Linked DNA regions of Homo sapiens: all the other regions are linked to region 1. A link is a loop called in an ENCODE intact Hi-C map of the cell type or tissue named here. Cell type or tissue: endothelial cell of umbilical vein. All regions are shown on one strand.

Region 1 (8,000 bases):
TGGCCCTAGTTATAACGTCTACCATTATTCACAACGTATTCAACAATATTTCTAGGATTTTGCTATGGGCCTTTTAAGCAATTATTTTTTCACGATGAACAATTTCAATAAGCACTTGTTTCCTTTCCTTCTGTGTGGCTGAAAAGCTGATGAGATATTCAATCCAGAAAGTTCTGTGAGTTGTTCAGCTTTTTTGAGCAGAAGATTGGAACTTACTGAATATAGTCTCTCACCTAACATAATGGAAAACCTGAATAAGTGAATACAAATACAAAATAGGAATTCACACAATTTCTTAGGTGATAGAAAATTACAAATTCAAAAATATAACATAATCTGCTTTTCATGCTGATTTCTTTACTACTATGTAATACTTTTTATCGCGTTTTCATGCAAAGATAAAAAAAGTAGACATTTGCAGAATTTATGATTCCATCTCAACTTCCCAATCCAACTGAGCCTAAACACTTTAGAACATATTTTAAAAGTGTCAACCAATGACAAGTACAAAGAAACTTTAACATTCTATTCTAAGGATTCCATTAAACTTTTAGAAGCCCTGACTTTTCGGTGACTTCAGGACCATGCAGATCAGAATGAATAAATTCTTACTGTCCTGAACACAAGGCTAATAATTAAGGTGACATCATCCTTTGCTGACACCACTCTCAGTTCAATTCTCACTGAGTCAATCCAATCAAAGCTGGATTAGTTGAATATCCCCCAGTAGAAATAGTCACAATTAAAGATAGCTGTAAACTTAACAGTAAGTCTGTGTGGATTCAACTGGTAAGTCCCAATGTTCATATCCACATAAAAATAAATGTCCTTGGGTGGCAGTTTATCTCCTGGTGGAGATAAGCTAAACCTCTCAGAGGATGGTTCTTCTGGAGCACTCTTCTTTTCTCTGCATCTTGTGTTTTAGAAAAATATGTGAAGGAAGACAAAACCCCATCTTAATGAGCACATCTCCTTTTTCCTGGCCAGCTCTACATGTTTCAGGATGAACATCACTTGCTCAGGGAAGCCTCATAACCCCCCTACCCCTGTCCCACGTCTGAATTAGGTGTTCTTGCTACATCCACCCTCATCACTTTACATAATTTTACCATGGGCTTGGCATACTTTATTGCAACTGCCCATTTTGCTCCATGGAGAACAGAACTTCTTCAATCTTGTTCACTGTTTTGTCCCCAGCAATTAACACTATGCCTGGAATAAAATAAGCACTCAATTGTCAAATGATTGAATGAATGGATTGATGGATAGACAACCAATGCCAAATAAATGAGAGGGCAAGACAGACCCACCATATCTTCATCTGGTTTCCTAGATAAGACCTCAGTTTTGCATTTAGAAGACAAGTAGTTATTTAATCACTACCTTCTCACTGGTGAACTTCAGGACTCACCAAAAACCAGTTACTACCTCTGAAGGCAGGACACAAACTGTTCTGCTCACCGCCCCCCATATTACATTTTCAAATCTTGCTTATGACTTTTTGAATAATGAGAAAAAGATACAGGAGTACTTTTCACCAATTTTACAAAGGTTCACTCGCTGCCTCTGGACTCTAAGAAAAAGGCTTATTTTCTTGGCTCTTTGTTGGAGTGCTATAAGCTAAAAATCTGTGGGCATCAAATATAAATGAATATTTGAATATATTATTCATATAAGGATATAATATAGTATTTCATTATTTTCTAGATGTTAAGATAATCTCCACATAAAAGCACATTTCTAAGTACTGAACCTGCTGAGGTAATTTAAGACAGTAATTAGAAGTTAGGTAAACTTAGTAGCACATTTGAACCATGACTATAACTGTAACTTTTCCCATCTACCAACTGGGTTCCCTTAAGTCAGGAAATCTAGTTGCACAAAGAAGACCAAGTAGGATTCAAGTGCCAAGAGTTGCCTTTGGATCAATCACAAAGTTGAGATGATAAATTTGAACTTCTCATCCAATTTCCCCATTATGAAATTTACAGACTATTTCTTCTTTATATTCCAAACACTTTGCTACCCAACTGTAGTCCCCATCTGGCTATAGCATTTTCCATATCGGTCCTGATTTTCTGGTTGATGATTCTACTACGGAAATTGTTTTTGAGCAAAATGTTACAAAAAACAATTTCAGCTGCTGAAGAAATTGATTCTAAAATATCTTGTTTTGATTTTTCAACCTTAAAAATCTAGAAAAATAAAAACTTCATTTTGAGTATCTAAGAAAATTTTAGATCATTAACATTTTAAACTCACAGTTGGGAAGGATTTAGTTCAAAATGCAACGTAATTTTTTTTTTTTTTAGAGGTGGAGGTGAAACAGAAGAATGACATTTATACCTGATGTTTAATGTTAATGGCTGATTATAGTCCCAACTTACTGCACAATTTCTATCATCCCACAAAGCTACTGCCATTGAAGGGATGTGAATATTTGCTAACACTGCCAACTCAAGTATACATATTCTAATAATCTTCTAAAATACTTTTACAAGAGGTACCTAAGAAAAAGACCTTATTACATTCTACTTGAGACAATTGAAAACTTCAAATATAGTGGAACCAGTTGGTAGAAAAAACTCTCAAAAAAAATGAGGCCCTATCTGGACATGAAAAGAGAAGTGGAAAATTGAGGCAATTACCCAGGTCTTTCAAGATAAGAGAAGCCTTTAGCAAGCCACTGAAGCAAATACTTTCTTTTTCTTTTCTATTTTCTGTCCTGAAAGATATATATAATTGTTTAAAGTTCTTATTTCATCAAACTTGCACTAAAACAAATTTAAACATCTGACATTTCAAATACATTTCAATTGCAATCTGAGTTTGTCAACTTTAGGAATGTGGAATGAGAGTAGAAGGTTCTGATCTCCCTTACTTCCCGGTAATTGCAATACTTAAGAAGCTCTAGGGTTGGAAGGCACATGGAGGCAGCTTTTAGGAGCAAGAGATCTTGCTAAATGCCTGGGGCTCTATCTCTGGGAGATTTAGGTGACAAGCATGGGCTTTTGAGTTAGGCCTACGCTCCAAGTCATTTCTCTGTTTCTAAAATAATGTCTTACTTTCTGGTTCTGCATGTCTTCATCAGGCAAATGGTACCTTACAAGCTATTTGTTAGTGATGAGTAATTACAACATAACATAAGCAAAGCCCTTAATACACTCAGAGATAGCATGGGCTTGGTAAAGGGAGCTGATGGTCTGAGTTAGTTTGGGACTAGCCCTGGTTACACTTCATGGCTATATATGCATAAATAAGTACATTTGCACAGTCCTAAAGTGAAAATGCATCAGCTTTCAGAACCAACCAACGCTTGTAAGCCCCCCGACTTTTATGTTAGCAGAACTCAATCCCTTTCATTTACAGCATATTCAATGCAGCTACACCTAACATAAAATATAACTTTATCTGCTGCAAACATTTTGAAAGGATGTTTAATTTTCCTTGTTAACATGTAAACTTAAATTTAGTTATGATTTGATTTCTCGGCAATTATCAGTATCATCTTGTGATCTGAGCAAATGCGATTCTATAATTGTTTTCAAAATGTGAACAATGTTTATTGTGACTAATAATTTCTGAAGATTAACATAACAAACATATTAATTTTGGCTAAGACCATTTCTCTGAGTCACAAAAAAGGTAATCAATGATCATTTGTCAGACTTCTGTTTAAACTCCAGCTCTAGCACTCTGAGCTGTGTGACCTGCATAAATTACTTGGCCCCTCTGAGCCTTCTTTAAAATAGGCATATATCATCACCATCTCTCCCTCCTTCAGCCATGTGTTGTGATGCATACATGAGAGAATATGTGTGTAGGTACCCTGTTAATGTGTGAGTATATTAGTATTTGAATGAACACGTGGAGCAAAAACAATAATAGCACCCTCAAAGTCAAATTGAGATTCTTGTTCCGTTTTTCTCACACCCTCTGTAATAAGTACTAACACGCAGTATCCTGCGTTGGCAGAGGAGGGTATAATAAGACCCCACATCTACCCATACTAATAAGTAAAGTAGCAGATCGAAGGCCCTCCGGGATTTAAGTCCTGCCTTGAAGATGCAGAACAGGGAGGTCAATGCCACCTATAGCGAGAATTTCTTTCCTCTGCAAAGGTGAAAGTCTCCAGATACAGGGGCTCTTCCCAGATCATAAGTCACCCTCCAGTAGCCATTTACGCTGTAGGAGGAAGGGCCCCACAAGTAGCCTGCTCAGGCTCCCTGGAAACTTCTGTGGCTTTCATCAGAGTTCCGAAAGTGAAACGAGGCCAGACATCCTTCCAGGGCCAAAATAGTTCGGAAACAAAAATACGCTGTGCGGCAAGCCCACCGAAGCCAAGGCAGCTGAATAAGCACCCAGCTCACAGCACAGGAAACCAGGCTGCCCTGTAAATAAAATTAGCCTAATGAGACTCTGTCGCCATCCCATGTCTGAACTGAAAAGTGATTTCTGCCAAGCCCTATATCCAAGCAGATAATCGTCTCTCTGAACATGCATGGGACTTCTAGCTAAAGACATTTCAGTTGAAATTCAGAGTACTCATGTACTAAAGTATTTTTTTTATAATTATTCTCCCTAGAATTCTAGGATAGAGAGGACTTTTCCCATTCTATGATTTTAGAAGTTATTTATTTACGCCAAACTCCATTTTAATTGAGGAATAGTATGATTGTGCATATACTTGAAGGAGAAAAGCAGGGAGAGAGATGGAGAGGAAAAAGAGAGAAGTTTTCATTGTCTAAAGTATTTTTTATGGTTCCCAAACTAATAAAGAACTAAGGATTTAGATACCAAAGCTGGCCCCTTTCCAATAGGGCATCCAATGAGAGTTGCTCTCAAAGGATTTATCCACGAGGAAAGCAAATTCACTCATATAAACAAAACAGGATTAAAAAATTGTTCCAGGAACGTCACAGCTCTGTCTCAATAAGCTTGGCTGTGTATTTAGAGACTTGGTTGGATTAACATATCCCACTATGTGACGTCGCTGCCTCCTATGGTCTGTGCGGTGAACGAAAGTGAGGCAATCAGCAGCAGGTAAAGATACTGTATGTGCTCCTTGTTGCTGAAATCAATGACTAATCCTGCATGGACAGGATGAATACAAAGTCAGGGAATCTGCTCTCACTGCAGAATGCCTTTTATAATATTTGCATTGAAAAAGTTTTAATAATACACTCAGCTATGGTAGTCAATGTCCTATAGAAATACAACAGATAAGCTGGTTGACCCCCTAACGTTCGATTAATTCATCCCTGCTCCATGTATCCCTCTGAATGTGTTCTTATGTCTCTTTGTGTTTCAGTGAGCTGGCAGTCTTCCTTTTCTTTGGTTACTCTCCATGGGAACTAGGTCAGGGATCTACCCACTGTGGACTCCAATGAATGGTCCCAGTTGATTGATTGTTTTAAGTGAGACTTGGAGACATTTTAAGAACACTGTAAGGATGATGGTTTGGGACATGGCACAGTTTAGCCTCAACTAAGTAGAACATTAAAAAAAAAAAAAACCACTTAACTTTTGGAAGCAGTCCTAAATGTTTAGGACTAAAACTTGTTAATAGGATGGGTAGAAGAAATGATTACAGAAATTTATTTTTTGTTTTCCTTTTTTGTTTTGTTTTGTTTTTTATGTGTAGCTGGTAGGGGAAAAAAGAAAAGTATAAAAGGGAATTTTCAAGGTATCTGATTCTGGGTTGGAAAAGGGAAAAAGTGGAATGGAATGGCAGATTCTTGTATATTCAAAATAAATCTTTCTACTCTCTAGTAATATGAGGTACAGTGCTATAAAGCTTTTGCTCTGAATCACTATGGATAAATAACTTAAATTCTCTAAAGCTTTGATAACATGAGAGTGTTATCTATATGAGAGGATTTTTGTAAAGATTAAATGAGATAAAGCACATGAAGTGATCATAAGTCTGTCCCACAAAGGGTAGGTGTTAATAAATGTAGCTGAAATTATAGTATTAATGCAGATTGTAAACTTGCCCATTGCCTACACACCTAGGCTGTAAAAATTTGCATTTACAGTCTGCATAATACCTAAAATGAGAATATAAAAGTCTTACTCTAGTTATTTAAAAGCATATTAAACTGTACAAATTTGAAGTTTCATTCATCGCTAAAGCTAATTCTAAGGAAAGTCAAAAGAAAGAAACTTCTGAAGAATGACAGCAGTGCAAAGCAACAATCATAAATAGAGATAGAGCATGATAACATATATATGTCATGGTTAATGTCAATTTCAGCTAAGATTTGTCAAAGAATAGCAAGCCAAATACATTTAGACTTCCCTAAATAGTTTTGTTTACTATCTTCACCCAGACATCTTATAATATAAGAAGGGTGATTTTAAGATATTAAAAGTTTGCCTTTGGAGTTAAAAAGTAAAGACAAACAGAACCTATAAGCTCATAACACCTTAGGCTTAGAAGTCATTAGATTGCCTAATTCAACTCAATATTACCACCATGTAAAAATACCTACCTAGAGCATTGTCAGTTACACACCTGAATATTCAAAATCACAGGTGTTCATTGCCTCCTAAGGCTTTCTACTCTAATTTCACACAGTTCTAATAGTTAAAAAGTTCTTCATGCTGAATTGAATTCCCCATTCTTGTAACAATTTCTATTACCTGTTGGAACAATACAAAATTATTCTCTTTTCTACATAAAAGCCTTTTAAATATAGAAAGATTATTATCAGGGTGTCCCTAAAATCTTTCTCCCTTAAGACAAATATGCCCAGTACCATCAGAGATTTCTGTTAGTTGTATGTAAATTCTCCAGTCACCCTTTTCTTGAATCAGTGAACATCTGCTCAATACCACACTCTGGTGTGAACTGAGAAAAACAATATAGGGTAGGAACATCGGCTCCTGTGGACCTGACATTAACACACTATTAATGCAATCCAAAAGGATATCAGAATGTTTTAATCGCTACATCACTCTGTTGGCTTGTAAAGAGATTTGCTTTGTATAAAAATTTGCTCATATTTATATTAAGATGGGTTCAGAGTAGTCTTCCTATTTCTGTTGTTTTTTTTAACCTAAACAATTGAATTTGAATTTGTCTATGTTAAAGTCGTCTTGGTTTTAGCTGTTTGTTCCAACCAGTTTAAATTTGTCTTGAATTCCATATTTATTATGTGATCCTCCATTTCAAAGCATTTGTGTAACTTTTCAGCCCACATCCAAGTTGTTGTGCAGCATTTTAAAAGGGACAGGGACAAATACAGGACTGTGAGGCTGGGCATTCATATGCCACTTTCTGGGTAAAATCTCATGACCTACATTCTTTATTCACAGCTCTCCAATTTGTCAGCAACAAATCAGTAAAAACTGTTCCATGACTTGCTCAAATTTGAAAAGACTTTGCTTTTGCTTTTTAAATCACCTAATCCAGAAGTCTAGAATCCTACCCCAAAAAAGGAATCAAGAGTAACTTTCATTCCCATCCTTTTAAAATACATTCTGAAATTTAGTGGTTGCCCTTTTTCTGTGAACTCAAAACCATGTGTTTCCTGACTTATTTTGCCCAGAAATTGTTGTCAAATTTACAAATCTGTCACATTCGTAATCCATTTCTCTCTCCCTCTCTTTTTGTAAATGGCCTAGTATAAGCTTTTCTAGAAGCTTATGCTTACTTTGTCATCTCTGCTCTTGAAGTTTGTCTCCTCTCCAGAGTGCAATTTATCTGGGCTTGATATTAGAAATCATTTGACATACGTAGGTATCTTCTTAACGTGGCCTTTCCTTTCCTGGCCTTCCATATATTCTTATTAACCTTTATTCTACTTTCCAGTTGGGAAAAAAATGTCAAACAAAAAATAAAAATAAAGATTTCTCTCTTTCTCATGTCGTTTGTTAGTATTACACCATATTTCCAGCATGCTCATTCTGCCTTCCTTTCATGTGAATACAACTATGTTACGATTTGACGGTGGAGGAGGTTGGGGGAGAATCTTATTCCAAAACTGAAATCCTTA
Region 2 (8,000 bases), 610 kb before region 1:
GCCCCCATGGCCATAAACTACGTTCATGATAATTCTAGAAGTTATAGACACAATTTGGAAGATTAGATCCTGTTTATGAGAAAACCTCTCAAATATGGTAGGTTTTTGGGTCTTCTATCACAAAGTGCTTATCCCCTTGTCTGAACAGTTACAATAGATCAATAAATACACTCCCATAAGCTCACATTTTTTATACTCATTTTCAATTCTAAAATATGAGCAGCAAATCAATGACAGATTTTATTTTTTCTCGAAGACAACATAAGAGCAAATGACTATTCTGCCACTAAAACAATTTCTAGAAAGCAATTTTCGCTTGGCACAGTGGCTTATGCCTGTAATCCCAGCACTTTGGGAGGCCAAGGTGGGTGGATCACCTTAGGTCAGGAGTTCGAGACCAGCCTGGCCAACACGGTGAAACCCCATCTCTACTAAAAAAGAAAAAAAGAAAAAAAATTAGCTGGGTGTGGTGACACACACCCATAGTCCCAGCTACTCAGGAGGCTGAGGCAGGAGAATCGCTTGAACCTGGGAGGCAGAAGTTACAGTGAGCCGAGATCACGCCATTGCACTCCAGCCTGGGCAACAGGAGTAAAACTCCATCTCAAAATAAAATAATATAAGAAAGCAATTTTTAAATTTTTCAGATGTTTTTCAATATGGTACTCCATCAAAAGTCAGGTTTTAAATCTCTAAACAAAAATACCTAAAGTTAAAAACAAATTCTGGAGTAAGCATAAAATGCTGTAGAAATTACAAGTATAAAATGATCATGAAAATGTAATTGATAATATTCCTAAGGTCAGGAGCATTCTAAGTGACCAACATCTGACATATCAAAGACACTTGAATAATGTGTGCTGATGTGGTTAGTATACATTTTTAGAAGATCTAGTACTACATATAGCACTTAAAGGTATTTGTTAAGCTTGCTTGCATTTGTGGGCCAGGCATAGTGGCTCAAGCCTGTAATCCCAGCACTTTGGTAGGCCAAGGCAGGCAGATCACTTGAGGTCAGGAGTTTGAGACCAGCCTGGTCAACATGGTGAAACCCCATCTCTACGAAAAATATAAAAATTAGCCGGGTGTGGTGGCTGGCGCCTGTAATCCCAGCTATTTGAGAGGCTGAGGAAGGAGAATTGCTTGGACCTGTGAGGCGGAGGTTACAGTGAGCCTAGATCATGCCATTGCACTCCAGCTTGGGTGACAGAGAGAGACCATATCTCAAAAAAAAAAAAAAAAAAAAAATCTTGCTTGCATTTGTGGATGTTTCAACAAGTTTAGCATTTCTTGATCACTTAACCTGATTTGTTTATGCTTCTTTACAATCAATCACCAGTGCAGTGCTTGAGTATTTGAGGGTAAAAAAAATACACTAAGAATTTTTAGATTATATCTGCTATTTCTTTTTATTTTTTATTTTTATTTATTTATTTTTTTATTATACTTTAAGTTCTAGGGTACATGTGCACAATGTGCAGGTTTGTTGCATGTGAACAATGAGAACACTTGGACACAGGAAGGGGAACATCACACACCAGGGCTTGTTGTGGGGTAGGGGGAGGGGGGAGGGATAGCATTATGAGATATACCTAATGTAAATGACAAGTTAATGGGTGCAGCACACCAATGTATCTGCTATTTCTGTGTGAAAAGTCTAATTATAAATCAGGAAGCATTCCTACATTAAATTAAAGTGGTGTTATCAATTGATATTTCTTTGAGTGACATTTTGCCAAATATAAACCAACAGTTAAGAAAAGTGATATAACCTAGGACTTCAGGATGATGGATTTATGCAGAACATGAAAAGTGTACAGCAGACTTTTACATAGAAATTAAGATATGCCTCATACATACTGAGCCCCTGGTTATGGAGTTGCTCAGCAAAAATTCAGGCCCAGATTCACACAAATATCTGAGTTCCGGCCAACTGCTTCCTGATTCTGAAGCTTAATTTAATCATCTTAGTGCAATGCACTAGATCTGAAAAGAATGGCCTAAATTCTACTTTAGGACTTTACTTGTTTACATGGCATTAGGTAGTGAATGTAGCTAATGGAAGTTCAAATTGTAATTCTGTATTTTAGTACTGAAGCTTTAGTACTATTTAGCATAGTTCTCATTTAAGTGGCTACTTTCCATCTTTTTTTTTTTTTTTTTTTTTTTTTTTTTACTCTACCTAACAATCACGTCTGAAACCCTATTGTCACTCGTTGGGTCCTCCTAGATATCATGGCCTGGTAGACACCAAGAGAACGCTTTTAAATATTTCAGAATCAGCACAGTAGATCTCTGTTCTACAATTTTAAATAGCCCCTGCACTTTTTTACAACACATATAATAAACTGACAAGTTGGTAACTAGAGTCCATTAATAAAATAGGAATGGTCACGTTGAAAAGTTTGGAAGCCAGGCAAAGCAGAGAATGGCTGAAAATAAATGCTTAGCATGAAAAGAGATAAAGGGAGGGGTGAGGGAAGAGTAAGCAACAGGCAATGAAAGAGACATGAGAGAGAAAGAGAAAGAGAGGGAGGAATTGGAGGTGAGGAGTTGGGAAACGTTATCTATCTTTAAATATTAGATGGGTCATATTAGACTTATTCCATTTGCTCTAAAGAGATGAAATAAAGACTAAGTGTAGAAATTATAAGTAGGCAGAGTTTAGCTGTCCAGCAAATTTTACACCAGTGGCATCTCTATTATTGGGAGTATTAAAAAGAGGCTCTAAAATCCCTCTCAGAATTGCTTAGAAGACCAGATGTGGGCCAGATCACTGCTTCTCAAACTTTTTTTTTTTTTTTTTTTTTTTTTTTTTTTTTTTTTTTTTTTTTTTGAGATGGAGTCTCGCTCTGTCGTCCAGGCTGGAGTGCAGTGGCGCGATCTCGGCTCACTGAAAGCTCTGCCTCCCGGGTTCACGCCATTCTCCTGCCTCAGCCTCCTGAGTAGCTGGGACTACAGGCACCCACCACCACGCCCGGCTAATTTTTTGTATTTTTTAGTAGAGACGGGGTTTCACCGTGTTAGCCAGGATGTTCTCGATCTCCTGACCTCGTGATCCACCTGCCTCGGCCTCCCAAAGTGCTGGGATTACAGGCGTGAGCCACCGCGCCCGACCCCTGCTTCTCAAACTTTACCTTGCTCGTGAAACAAGAAGGGATCTTATTAAAATTCAGATCTACATCAGCACTTATGGGCTGGAGCCTAAGATTGAGCATTTTCAACAAGCTCCCAGATGATGCCCAGGCTGTCCCTCTATAGACCACATTTTGAGCGGTTAGAGACTCCCTTAAGGTGCCTTCTCACTGGAAATATTAAAGTATTTCCTCAGGTAGGTAGTAGAACAAAAGAAGTGAAGGAAATCACAAGAGTCAGCGACACTACATGCTTAAATTTCATTGATAAAATGGCTAAACCATCCTGTCTTTTTAGAGGCAGAAAATCGCTGGAAAACAACACTTCAGAGATAATAGCATAAGCACTGAGATAATGATACTAAAATGCCCTCAAAGAAAATTGGCAGCAGTTCCAGATTCATACCCAGTGTAGACAACTGTGAGGAGCTTGAAACTGAATGTAACCCCTAATACTGAAATTGAACCCTGCTAGCTAATAGCATGTTCACACAAGCCTGTGTTTAGGGAACAAAGATTGAAGATTGAAGAACTCAATGAGACAAGGATCTGAATATATTGTACTATTGAGCCATAGTGGGAGTGGAATTACAAACCAATACACTGAGCTTTTCTGTGTTCCTATTGACCTTTGGACTCAAGGAAACCCAAAAAGGAAAGAGAACTGGCATCTGAGTTGCATACCATGCTACTTTTAATAAGCTGCAAGATTTGCTGCCCTTGAAAACACTGCTCCCTATTCTGTGCAAACAGCTTGATGGAGGGCCAGCTGAAGGGATGTCACTCGGTCAACAGGAAGTGAGTGTGGACAAAAGGTCCAAGTTTAGGAATGCCTCTCTGGATTTTATTTTGATACAGAGCCTAGTCAAACTTGGTTCTTGTGGCCAGAGCCAGAATAAAAAAATGTGCTCACAGGCTAACCATGGCCTTTTTATTTTTATTTTTTCATTTTTAAAGGCATAGTCCCTAATAACACAATCATATGCAGAACCCAACTAGAAGAAAGCTGGAATACAAGAGAGGGGCATGAATTTCTTAAATGTTCTTTCCCAGTTACATTTAAAATGTTTGTTAATGTTTTTCCTCACTAAAGGAAAAAAAGGTAAATGTATTTCAGATGCTTTACTTTGCTCTCTGTGGCCTGAAGAGGTCTTTTTTCTCTTTCTTTAGAGACAACGTCTTACTCCGCAGCCCAGACTAGAGTGCGGTCCCATGATCATAGCTCACCGCACCCTAGAACTCCTGGGCTCAAGCAATCCTGCCTTAGCCCCCTGAACAACTGGGACCACAGATGCATGCCACCACCATGCCAGCTAATTAAAAAAAATTTTTTTTAGAGACAATGTCTCACTATGTTCTCCTGGCTAGTCCAAAACTGCTAGGCTCAAGCAACCCACCCACCTCAGCCTCCCAAAGTGCTGGGATTACAGCATTAACCACCACACCCAGCCTCTCAAGAGGTCATTTTTTCAGAATGTAGGCTGGTCGTGATGGCTCATGCCTGTAATCCCAGCACTTTGTGAGGCCAAGGAGGGCAGATCACCTGAGCTCAGGAGTTCAAGACCAGCCTGGCCAACATTGCGAAACCCTGCCTCTACTAAAAAAAATAAATAAATAAAATGCAAAAGTTGGCTGGGCGCAGTGGTTCGCACCTGTAATCCCAGCTATTCAGGAGGCTGAGGCAGGAGAATAGCTTGAAACCGGGAGGCGGAGATTGTGGTAAACCGAGATCGCACCACTGCGCTCCAGCCTGGGAGACAGAGCAAAACTCCGTCTCCAAAAAAAAAAAAAAAAAAAAAAAAAAAAATGTAAAGGGAGTCACTCATATCTTCCAGGTTAAAGTGTTTTATGAAATCAGTGTACAGTGTGTACATAAAAAAGCATCATCAGTTCTCAGGCATCATAAGGAAAAGCTGCATTTCCCTCATCACAGCATGATTTCATGTTATGGGGTATTGAGTTTCACTGAAACCTCTGTAAGTTTTGTAGTTAGACAGATACCAGTTCAAATCCCCTTTCTGCGACTTACTGGTTGAGGTATATGAACCTGTTTCTTCATCTTGAAATTTGACATGGTAATAGTTGGAAAAAGAACTGGGTAACAAAAAAGGATACAAAGTAAGTGAATTGGAAAATTTTATCAGGAAGCTCATAGGGTTGTACTGGGCATTTAAAAGAGATTATGGGCTGGGCGCAGGGGCTCATACCCATAATCTCAGCACTTTTGGGAGGCTGAGCTAGAAGGATTGCTTGTGGCCAGGAGTTCAAGACCAGCCTGGGCAACATACGGGGACCTCATCTCTACAAAAAAAAATTTAAAATTAGCCTGGATTTGTGGCAAATTTCTGTAATCCCAGCTACTCAGGAGGCTGAGGTGGGAGGATTGCTTGAGCTGGACAGGTAGAGGCTGCAGTGAGCTATGATTATGTCACTGCACTCCAGCCCGGGCAACAAAGTGAGACCCTGTCTCAACTATTAAAAGGCAAAAAAGAAAAAAAGAGATCATCTATGTAAAACTTTCAAAGTCTAGTAAGCCATCAATAGCAGACTGACAACAGAAAGTAGCTGTTTAAAGACTGCTTGCCTCAATAATATTAAGGCTTCAAGAATCATAACTGGTTCTGTTCCTATCAATGAGAAGTATTTTTTGTTGCAGTATCACTTCCCTAGGTAACATTGGAGATGTCCAATGAAGATATCCAGGAAATAACCCTGGATATTTGACCCTGTGGATGCTGCTTTCCAGACTAAACATTCAGCTATGAAGGTGAAAAAGTATAAAAATGAACAGTCAGACTGGGAGGTAGGATTTTTGAAACATTAAAAACAAAAAAAAAGAACAGTTTGGAAAACACACCCAAGTGACTATAAAAATTTAAGATTCTAAGCAACTACAACATAATATTAAAATTAGAAAATCATTTTGTTCAAACAAGTATTTAATGAGCACCTGCTACGTCGTGCCCACTACTGGGTGCTCAGTGAGTTAGAAAGGTGAAGGAGACAAAAAAATCTTGAGAGGCAGTGGAGGGTAGTGGTTAGGAGAATCGACGCTGAAGCCAGGTAGTCTGGATTTGAATTCAGGTTTTGCTACTAACTGTGTGATATTGAAGAAAATGTTACTGTGCTTCAGTTTCCCCATCTGGAATATTGAGATAATAGTTTTTGTTACTTCACAAGGCTCTTGTAAGATTAATGAGGTTACTATATGAATGACACTCATAGCAGTGCTAGTAGATAATAAGTGACTGTGTGCTCAGCACTACTGTTACACCGACAATGCTGCAAAAGAGAAGTACTAAGTAAGGGTCATGGGAATTCTGCATTCAGAGGACCTCTAAATGACAGCTCCACAAAACAGCACCTCATGTGTGCTGGCCAACTCCCTGTTGGTCTATAGAACCAGTCTCATGCTCTGTATCCTGCAAATCTACCTTTTCCAGACTCCTTTGTCAACTAGATTCCAGTAGGATTGGCCAATGGGTAGTATTGGCAGACGAATAAAAGACTGAAGAAAAGGAGAAGTCAAGGTTTTTCTTTCTCCTACAGTGTTTCCTCCTGGTACCAACTCCCACCTGGCAGCCCTGTCATGGTTCTAGCTTTCATTAGATGGCTCCACCTTCTGACTTAATAGTAACCCCATCTCCTGCCACAATCCTCTAGACCTAGGATTGGTAGCAGCTTCCTGTAACCCCACTTCCTTCCACTATCCCTCGAAACCTAGATATTAGCCTGGTGCAGTGGCTCATGCCTGTAATACCAGCACTGTGGGAGGCAAAGGCGGGCCGATCACCTGAGGTCAGGAGTTTAGGACCAGCCTGGCCAACGTGATAAAACCCCGTCTCTACTAAAATTACAAAAAATTAGCTGGGCATGGTGGTGGGGGCCTGTAATCCCAGCTACTTGGGAGGCTGAGGCAGGAGAATTGCTTGAACCCGGGAGGTGGAGGTTGCAGTGAGCCGAGATCACAGCACTGCACTCCAGCCTGAGTGACAGAGTAAGACTCTGTCTCAAACAAAACAAAACAAAAAACTAGGTGGGCCAGTGTTCCCTGTTATCCTAACCTCTGGATTGCTCCTCTAGACTGTTTAGCTTCTTAGATTTTCCTCTCTGTGCAAACAATCTTCTTCATAAACTGCCTAGATGTGTTTCCATTTTCCTAACTAAACGCTAATTTTATAGCATGCTAGGTCTTGTAAAATGAACTGGATTATGTTAAGATGAAGATAAAGAACATTCCAAACTGACTGCATGGCCAAACCAAATTAAATAACTCATGATCTTAAACTTTCAATGAAGAGGTCAACAGTAGCTATCTTTTAGTAAATACACAAGGTCAGCTGCATTAACCTTATGTATCAGGGTTGTTAAAAATTTCCAGAGTTAGGCTTTCTGGATTCAAATTATGGCTCTGCCACTTACTGACTGTATGACCTGAGCAAGTGATGCCTTCGCTGCTTCAGTTTCCTCTACTGAAAAATGAAGATAATGATAGCACTCCATGTTACAGTGAGAATAAATGAGGGAATGTACATAAAGAGGTAAGAACAGGCTGAACACAAAGCATGTGCTTCATATTTTATCAAGTCCACTTAAAAAGTAGCAAACAAAATTTTTAGCACAGATTTGTACATCCTGGACTCAATTTTCTGGTATGCCAGTTCAGAAAGAAAGTTTACTCCCAGTAACAGTGAGATTTTTCCAGGAATGTAAGCTTGTTGAGTCCTGGAGACCTGGCTATAGGATTACTGCTGTATTCCCAGTATCTACCATGTGTCTGACTCAGTACAGAAGCCCAATACGAGAAAGCAAATGAGCAGATATTCAGAAGTTATATTTTCCTGCTTTTCAAAATGGGAAAGACTC
Region 3 (8,000 bases), 150 kb before region 1:
CAACAAAATTGACTAAAGCAATGGAGAAAGGATTCCCTATTCAACAAATGGTGCTGGGATAAATGGCTAGCCATATGTAGAAGAATGAAACTGGACCCATTCTTTACACCATATACAAAAATCAACTCGAGATGCATTAAAAATGTCAGTGTAAAACCTGAAACTATAAAAACTCTGGAAGATAACCAAGGCAATACTATTCTGGACATAGGCACTGGCAACGATTTCATAACAAAGATGTCAAAAGCATTTGAAACAAAAATATAAAATTGATAAATAGAATAAGCTAAAGAGCTTCTGCACAGCAAAATAAGCTATCAACGGAGTAAAGAGACAACCTGTAGAATGGAAGAAAATATTTGCAAACTATGCATCTAACCAAGGTCTAATATCCAGAATCTATAAGGAACTTAAACAAACTTATAAGCAAAAAACAACTCCATTAAAAAGTGGGCAAAGGATATGAACAGACACTTTTCAAAAGTCATAGACAAGGCAAACAAGTATACAAAAAAAAAAGTTCCACATTGCTAATCATTAGAGAAATGCAAATCAAAACCACAATGATATATTATCTCATACCAGTCAGAATGGCCATTATTAAAAAGTCAAAAAATAACAGATGCTGACGAGGTCTTGGAGAAAAGGTAGTGCTTATACACTGCTGGTGGGAATGTAAATTAGTTCAGTCTTTCTGGAAAGCAGTTTGGCAATTTCTCAAAAAACTTAGAATTACCATTCAACCCAGCAATCCCGTTATTGAGTATATACCCAAAGGAATCTAAATCATTCTATGGTAAAGATATATGGATGCTTATGTTCACTGTAGCACTGTTCCCAATAGCAAAGACATAGAATCAATAGAATCGCCCCAAATGTCCATCAACAGTAGACTGGACCAAGAAAATGTAGCACATACACACCATGGAATACTATGCAGCCACTACAAATAATGAGATCATGTGCTTTGCAGCAACCTGGATGTAACTGGAGGCCATTACCCTAAGCAAACACGGGAACAGAAAAAATTTTAAAAACTGGAGTGTTACTCCTATACTGGCTGGGAATCAGTCACTGATACATGTTTTACTACTGCTGGGTGCCTTTTCTGTTGCCAGAAAGACAAAATTGCCTGATCATCAACAGCATCTGGTATTTCCGCAAATAATCTTCTGATATATTATTATTATTAGGTTTAGTTTGAGTATATTAAGTAATCTCTCTTTTAAAAAGAATTAACCTATATAATAAACTCTTAAACAGAAAAAATATGCAATTCGCCAGAAAATCAACTGAAATTGAACAGAAATTTCAAATAAGAGCCACATTACATTTTTGATTTCTAGAAACAATATTACGCTGTATTGCAGAACAATAAGTACCTAAGTGGCAACACAAAATGCCTTAATAGAGAAATTTCTGAAAGATTAGAAACATTTTTACCCAAAGGAGAAATTTGATAACTCATATCTTCCAACCACCATGATTTCACCAAGAATAATTCAAAATCTGTTGGCTAGATCAACACCAACAGACAAGATTCAAAAGATGCTTCAGAATCTACCATGGTTCAATAGCTGAGTTCTACCTAAATCAATACCAATATTAGTTATATTTTTCCAGACCCAAAAATACTTTTTGTAAGCTGAGCTAAAATTATTATTGCCTAACAATAAATACTTCCATCTGCCTGCACTTAATAATATGAAAGTTACTCGTTTAATGAAGGTTATCCAACTTAGTCTTCATTTAATGAAGGTTATCCAACTTAATCTTCATTACAACACATGATGTGAGCATTATTGTCTCATTTCAAAGTGATTAAAGAATTTATGTATGGTTATACCACAGCTAAGATGTAGGGTTGGGATTCAATCTAAAGTCAAAGGAAGTAGTCTGTCAGCTTCCCCATGCTGCCTCCTATGCCTGTGCAAATGTGAAAGTGATATACTAAAGAGTAAAACCCAAGGATTAAAGGCAAAAATATGCACTTAATAGTAATACCCAGAAGCTTTCTAGTGCCATAGTCATTAATGGAGTTCACCAAATCTCTATGAATCCCTACACTCTGGGCACATGTTAGATTTGCACTCTTTTCTTGCATGGTGGGATAGGGTCAAGTGGTAGATCTGGCTACTGAGGGGAGAGAAGTGACATGTGAATTAGTTACTTGGTGAAAGAATGGCCAAAATCTTTTTTCCTCCTGGCAGTAATCAGCAAAGTTAAACATGGTAGATGCTCCATCAGCCTGAGTTCTGGACTGACTAACCTGGAAACAATAGGAGAGTCCCTGCTTGCCCATGATAGATAGGTAGTGTTAGCCAGAAATAAATTGTTGATTTAAGCCTCTGATACTTAGGGTTGTTGACTACAGCAGCATGATCTATCATATCCTGATACTCATGATGTTCATTTCTCTCCAAGAGAAGACCTTTTGTAGGTTGTACCAAATCCATACATTACTCTACCTATAAGAAGTAACTAACCTCAACATTGCAACAAATCACAGGGAAGGCTAAACCATATATGTCCAAAAAGCAGAACTGACTTTTATCTGGACATAAATAGAATGAGAAGACATTTCCAGGTAATAAAAATATAGTAAATATGATTGTGTTTCTCATATCAGGGAGTTTCAGGGTTTTTTGTTGTTGTTGTTTTTGAGATGGGGTCTCGCTCTGTTGCCCAGGCTGGAGTGCAGTGGCGTGATCTCGGCTCACTGCAACCTCTACCTCCCAGGTTCAAGCAATTCTCATTCCTCAGCCTCCGGAGTAGCTGGGATTATAGGCGTGAGCCACTGCACCTGGCCGACTTTTGGTTATTGTTAAAATTAATTTCCAATCTATCACAGACCCAACATACTATCTCACTATGTGAGTTTATATGATCACACCAGTTCGTAGCTAGAGATCATGATGACTAGTTCATAGCTAGTGACTCTATGACTCACCACATGAATTTGACAACACCTCAAGCTGTTTGATGAGACATGCTTAGATGCTGTGACATTACAAAATTGTTATTAAAATTTCTAAAAGCTTATTTTTAATTTCTATACCTATTTTGTTACAGACCAGTAATCAAATGGTTGTAGTCATTCACCAGTTTAGGAAATCATACTTTGAGTAGCACTGCTGAACATAACCAAACTTCCTTGGCTTGTGTTTAAAGTAAACTTTTCATTTGGGTAACCAGAAACTCAGGATTTTCCATAACTGGTTAACATAACTGATATAAACACTGTGTTGAATATTATGGGGTAACAACAACATAAACAGCCTGAATAGTATTAGCAAAACTTTGGAGATGAAATGAGCAATCTGTATGCTGAAGATCATAAATATTTCCCTTAGCCATAATTATGAAGCATTTTACTAATTCCTAATGGGAAAGAATTAATAGTTAAGGTAAAAAACAGCTTGTATATGATGTATAGTTCATTGCATAGAAAACACTCTTAGAGACAGAGTAAACTACACATAGTTCTTACTCCCTAGCCTAGGCCTGGTCTTCTTAGGTATTCTTTTGTGGTCTTAAAAAACAATTGCTATAGAGATACTAAATACATTGTATAGATAATCCTGGACAGTGGACTCTAGATTGACAGTTGTCATCAGAGTTCTGGTACCCAGTTTGAGGAGACAGAGCAAAAACAACTTAGAAAGTTGCCTTAGCATAGTTTATTCCTATTTAAGCTCTCTACACCTTATAATCTTTATTTTTAAATTGGTATGTACATACACACATACATACATACATATATAACATCTATGTATGTATACTAGGGTTTCCCAACCTTCGTATTATTGACATTTCAGGCCAGTAATCCTTTGCTATGGGAGCTATTCTATTGATTGTAGGATATTTAAAAGCTCCCCCAGGACTCTAACCACTGGATACCAGTATCATGGCCCCAGTTGTGACAACCAATATCCACTGAGATATTGCCAAGTGTCCTATGGAAGATTGCTACCATTTGAAAATTACTGTTATATATAATATATATTATATATGTTAATATACTATGAATTTTAATAATTTTATTGATTTCTTGGAAAAACATGCATAAATCCATTAAGATTAGAAAGCAGACACTTTTTTTAAGAAAGCAGAATGGATCAAGATATTTAGTCTCACTTTTTCAATATTTTATATTTTATACAAGTATTTTAAAGGTACATACATCACATCCTGATGTGATGTACATACAACACACAATATTAGGCAAAGGTCTCTGTCAAGCAAATTTCCAAATATCACTAAAAAATAAATGCTAGATATAAAATGTTTATTCAATGTAGATGGGAAGGGAAAAATAATGTCAAGACATGTGGGTTGCATATCTACATTCTAATATATGGAAAGACTAGTCAGAAGACATTTTTAAACTTTCCTCCCAGGACTAGAGGCACTGCACCTTTAAATGGAGCTAGCTGCAGTAACCTGCAGAACTCTCATGGAATGTGGAGTGTTCCGGGATTCTGTCTAGTCAGGCCTCTGGCAGGGCTGTGGCAGCTTTGTTTGTGGGCAGGCAGCCTCCTCACATTTCTGTTACTTTATCCTTAAGGAAGTTGCCATGGAGACTGGCATGGAGATGGCAGTTGGCCAGGCAAAGAGTTTTAAGTTGAAAAAAACAACACATTCACACACACTCAAGCTCTTACTCACACATACTCCCAAAATAAACACATCCTTGTGTGTACATAATCAACTTTAAAAAAATACACTTAGCGTCATTGCCTATTTGGGTAAATGGTTAAACCTTTGTTTCTTTTCTAACTTGACCCAAAAAACACCATCAGAAAAAGAGCAGTTAATGAAGTAGGAAAATAGCACCTATTAAAAGTAATCCATCACAGCTCATGAACACCCAGCTAGTAGGCATCTGATTGCAAAATCTGTTTTCTTGGCAAAGGAGTCATGAGAAGGAAAACTAAAGTGATACAGTAAATGAAGAATTTCTTCATTTGGTGAAAACAAATGTGATTTGGTCAACTTAAATATTATCAAAAGTGGTCCAACATTTTATTTTATTTTCATAAACAAAATGTAAAAATAACACAGAGCTTTGAAGATTTGTTTTTTAATTTTGGGAGGGCAGCAGAATTGAAATCTTCTTTAGCATTCTGAAAAGCCTCAGATTTTATCCAATCTTTGTATATGGAGTACTTTCCACAGCAGCCTTCAAACTCAAGGTATTTGGTCAAAAACAATGATAAAATTCTGAAGTACATCTAGGTTGGTTAGAGAGAAATTCATGAAAGTCATAAATCCTTGAGAATTATCCCAAAACAGCATCAGAGATTTGAATGCTACTAGTGCATAAATTGCTTAGTGTTTACTTAGAAAACAAATCTCCATATGCAGTATGCACTTCATAAAACTAAAGCTTTCAATGTACTTTTATTTCAGCATGGACAATATGCAAGAAAGTATTGCTGTAATTCAGATTATTAGATTATGAACTGTACAAACAAGCATCAAACAGTAAAAGAAAATGGAAGGAAACGTTTTCAAAATGAAATGTTTCTTTCTGTTATGAAAGTAGTGTTGACAATCCAAAGATTTGTGTTTCCATATGTAACCAACTGAATAACACAACACTGACTATTGTGAATTTTATGTTTTTTTCCCCTCTCTCTTCAAAGGACAAACTGCCTTGGAGGTATTGTTGAGTGGGCTTCTGTGTGATAAGCCAACCCAAAACAGTTCACTTAAGGATTAAGTTGAAGCTTTGTTTTCAAGGTTTAGGGAACACTGCACAGCCTCACTTTATAATTACCACATGTATGACAAACCCTAGTGTTTTATAGTCCTTCTGATGACCAGCTGTGCATGGATTTTACATGGTCCTTTTGTCAGTATATAAATACAACCTGCTGAGGTTATGAGGAAACCACACAGTTATTAGTGTTGGTATGCACCATGAAAATGCTATTCAAATCAGCTTGTGGTTGACGTATTAGTTACTACATCAGAACCACTGATCTCTATTTTATTACTTCCCTGATGAATGACATAACACAACAAAAAAGTAGGAGTCTGCCTAGACAGATGTAATTTATCCAAACCGTCTGTTTCTATAACCCACAGAAGCAGATACTAAGTATTTTCCCCACATATATGACCATGGAAAATGATTGCAATAACATGAAATGTTACCACAGTGTTAATGACAATCCACTATACTGAGAGAAAAATCGATTAAAATCAGTTTTATTTTTCTTTTAAGGTGAAAGGCATACATTGCAATAAAGAGGTGTTGGGCTTTTATAGAGCACAGAGTAAAAACGAAGTTTTCACTCTATGACATGACAATTCTAATTGTTTTCTTTCATAAATTTACATGTACATGATTAGCAGCTTAATTTTCACAAAGCAGTCCTCAAAGACATCTTGGAAAACATGTCTTAGAAGTTCAGTTAAAACACCACCACCACTGCCATTACCACTCTCCCTCCTCTCATACCCATCTCTAACCTTTGGGCATTATTTTCAGCAGGAATGGATGTGAAGATGTTCAATAAGGGCTATGGCTTTTAACTTTTCACAATTGAAATGAACATTGTGCCTGAAAGTCTCCACTGACACATTAGACTTTGACATTCCTTCAATTAAAAGATTTACAAGTTAAAAGGATTATGAAGTTAGTTAACTTAAAAGGTATGCTTTCCTTCCCTGACATAAGGCAAAAAAAAAAAAAAAATGGATAGGCATTTTATCACAAATTATTTGGTTTATATAAATAGAAGCATTTTTTTCTAAAAGAGATGTTAAAACTGGAGTCATTTCAAAATGTATGTTTCCATTGAAAACCTTGGCCATCATTAGGATTAGGATGCTGGTTTGTGTTTGTTTTACTCATCCTCCTACCTACTCCATCTTTAAACATTTCTCCAGATTCTTGGGATATCCATTTCTCCTGCCACCTCTATCCTCACCCCTTGAAACCAGATTGAAGTTTTCTTTCATCAGGCCACATTCTACCATTTTGTCTTTTCTAATAAAACTTACCTGTCTTACATTTCATTCCTCTAGAGCTTTGCCCTCCATTACCTAAAATGGGGTCTAATTGTGTGGTCATGTAATCTAAACATGGCTAATAGCTGAGAATGAATTGGTTGGCTTGCTGTCCTGAGCCAACATAACTGCCAGGCACAGTAGGCGCAGTGTTGAGGGGCTACAATACTGCCAGGAACCTACAAAAAAACTTTTATCTTTTTAATTAGAAGAAAAAAATGAACTTTTAGGTCACAATAAGTGTTTTATTGCATATTATCAGTACATTTGTCTTCATAACAACAGACCCTTAAAATATAATTTTTAAGTTTTTATGGACGAAGAGCCCCATGAAGGCAAAAGTACCTGTGACCCACAAATTTATAATGCAGGACTGTTACTATCTAGTGACTTATGCCACTTGATTGGAAATCCTCATTTATTAATTCCTCTATTTTATGCCACATGTTTCTAATCATTTTCAAATAACTTTTATGGTATGCAAACTGTTTTCAGAAAGAGAAAAAATTCTGAGAGAAATATCCTGAGGAAGGCTTTTTAAAATGACTTTTTTTCAATAACTTTAGAAGTACAAGTTTTTTTTTGCTATGTGGATGAATTGTATAGTAGTGAAATCTGGGATTTTAGTGTACCCATCACCCAAGTAGTATATATTGTATTCCAACAGGTAGTTTTTCATCCCTCACCCCCTCTTTCTAAATTTCCAATGTTCATTATACCTCTCTGTCTACCTTTGCATGCCCATAGCATTCTCACTTACAAGTGAGAACATATGGTATTTGGTTTTTCATTCCTGAGTTACTTTACTTAAAATAATGACCTCCGGTTCCATGTTGCTGCAAAAGACATTATTTCATTCTTTTTATAACTGAGTAGTATTCCATGACATAAATATATACCACATTTTCCTTACCCACTCTTTGGTTGATGGGCACTTAGGTTGATTCTATATCTTTGCAATTGTGAATTGTGTTGCGAGA

The links. A loop is a pair of places that touch in the nucleus more often than their neighbours do. Peaks named below come from ENCODE experiments on the same cell type or tissue, not always from the same donor. Only the 100,000 strongest peaks of a DNase experiment are listed, where the experiment ranks them.
Region 2: it touches region 1 in a loop (7-fold over the local background); 3 of 110 quality-filtered maps call a loop at or near these places.
Region 3: a loop joins it to region 1, with 5 times the contacts of the local background. A loop is called at or near these places in 4 of 110 quality-filtered maps.

Annotation. Positions count from the first base shown.
Region 1 is chr3:28,913,248-28,921,247 of GRCh38, reverse strand. No RefSeq gene overlaps it. Among named protein-coding and RNA genes, the nearest start is that of LINC00693, 340 kb to the right of the region's middle. In endothelial cell of umbilical vein, CTCF peaks have their summits at 4,429 and 5,015; DNase peaks (open chromatin) are centred at 4,337 and 4,997; H3K4me3 peaks cover 421 bases; H3K27ac peaks cover 965 bases.
Region 2 is chr3:29,521,357-29,529,356 of GRCh38, reverse strand. All of the region lies in intron 3 of RBMS3 (RNA binding motif single stranded interacting protein 3), which reads right to left. Among named protein-coding and RNA genes, the nearest start is that of RBMS3-AS2, 120 kb to the left of the region's middle. In endothelial cell of umbilical vein, no CTCF peak of the experiment used is centred here; a DNase peak (open chromatin) is centred at 3,906; H3K27ac peaks cover 1,616 bases.
Region 3 is chr3:29,062,157-29,070,156 of GRCh38, reverse strand. No RefSeq gene overlaps it. Among named protein-coding and RNA genes, the nearest start is that of RBMS3-AS3, 210 kb to the left of the region's middle. In endothelial cell of umbilical vein, no CTCF peak of the experiment used is centred here; a DNase peak (open chromatin) is centred at 4,596; H3K27ac peaks cover 1,414 bases.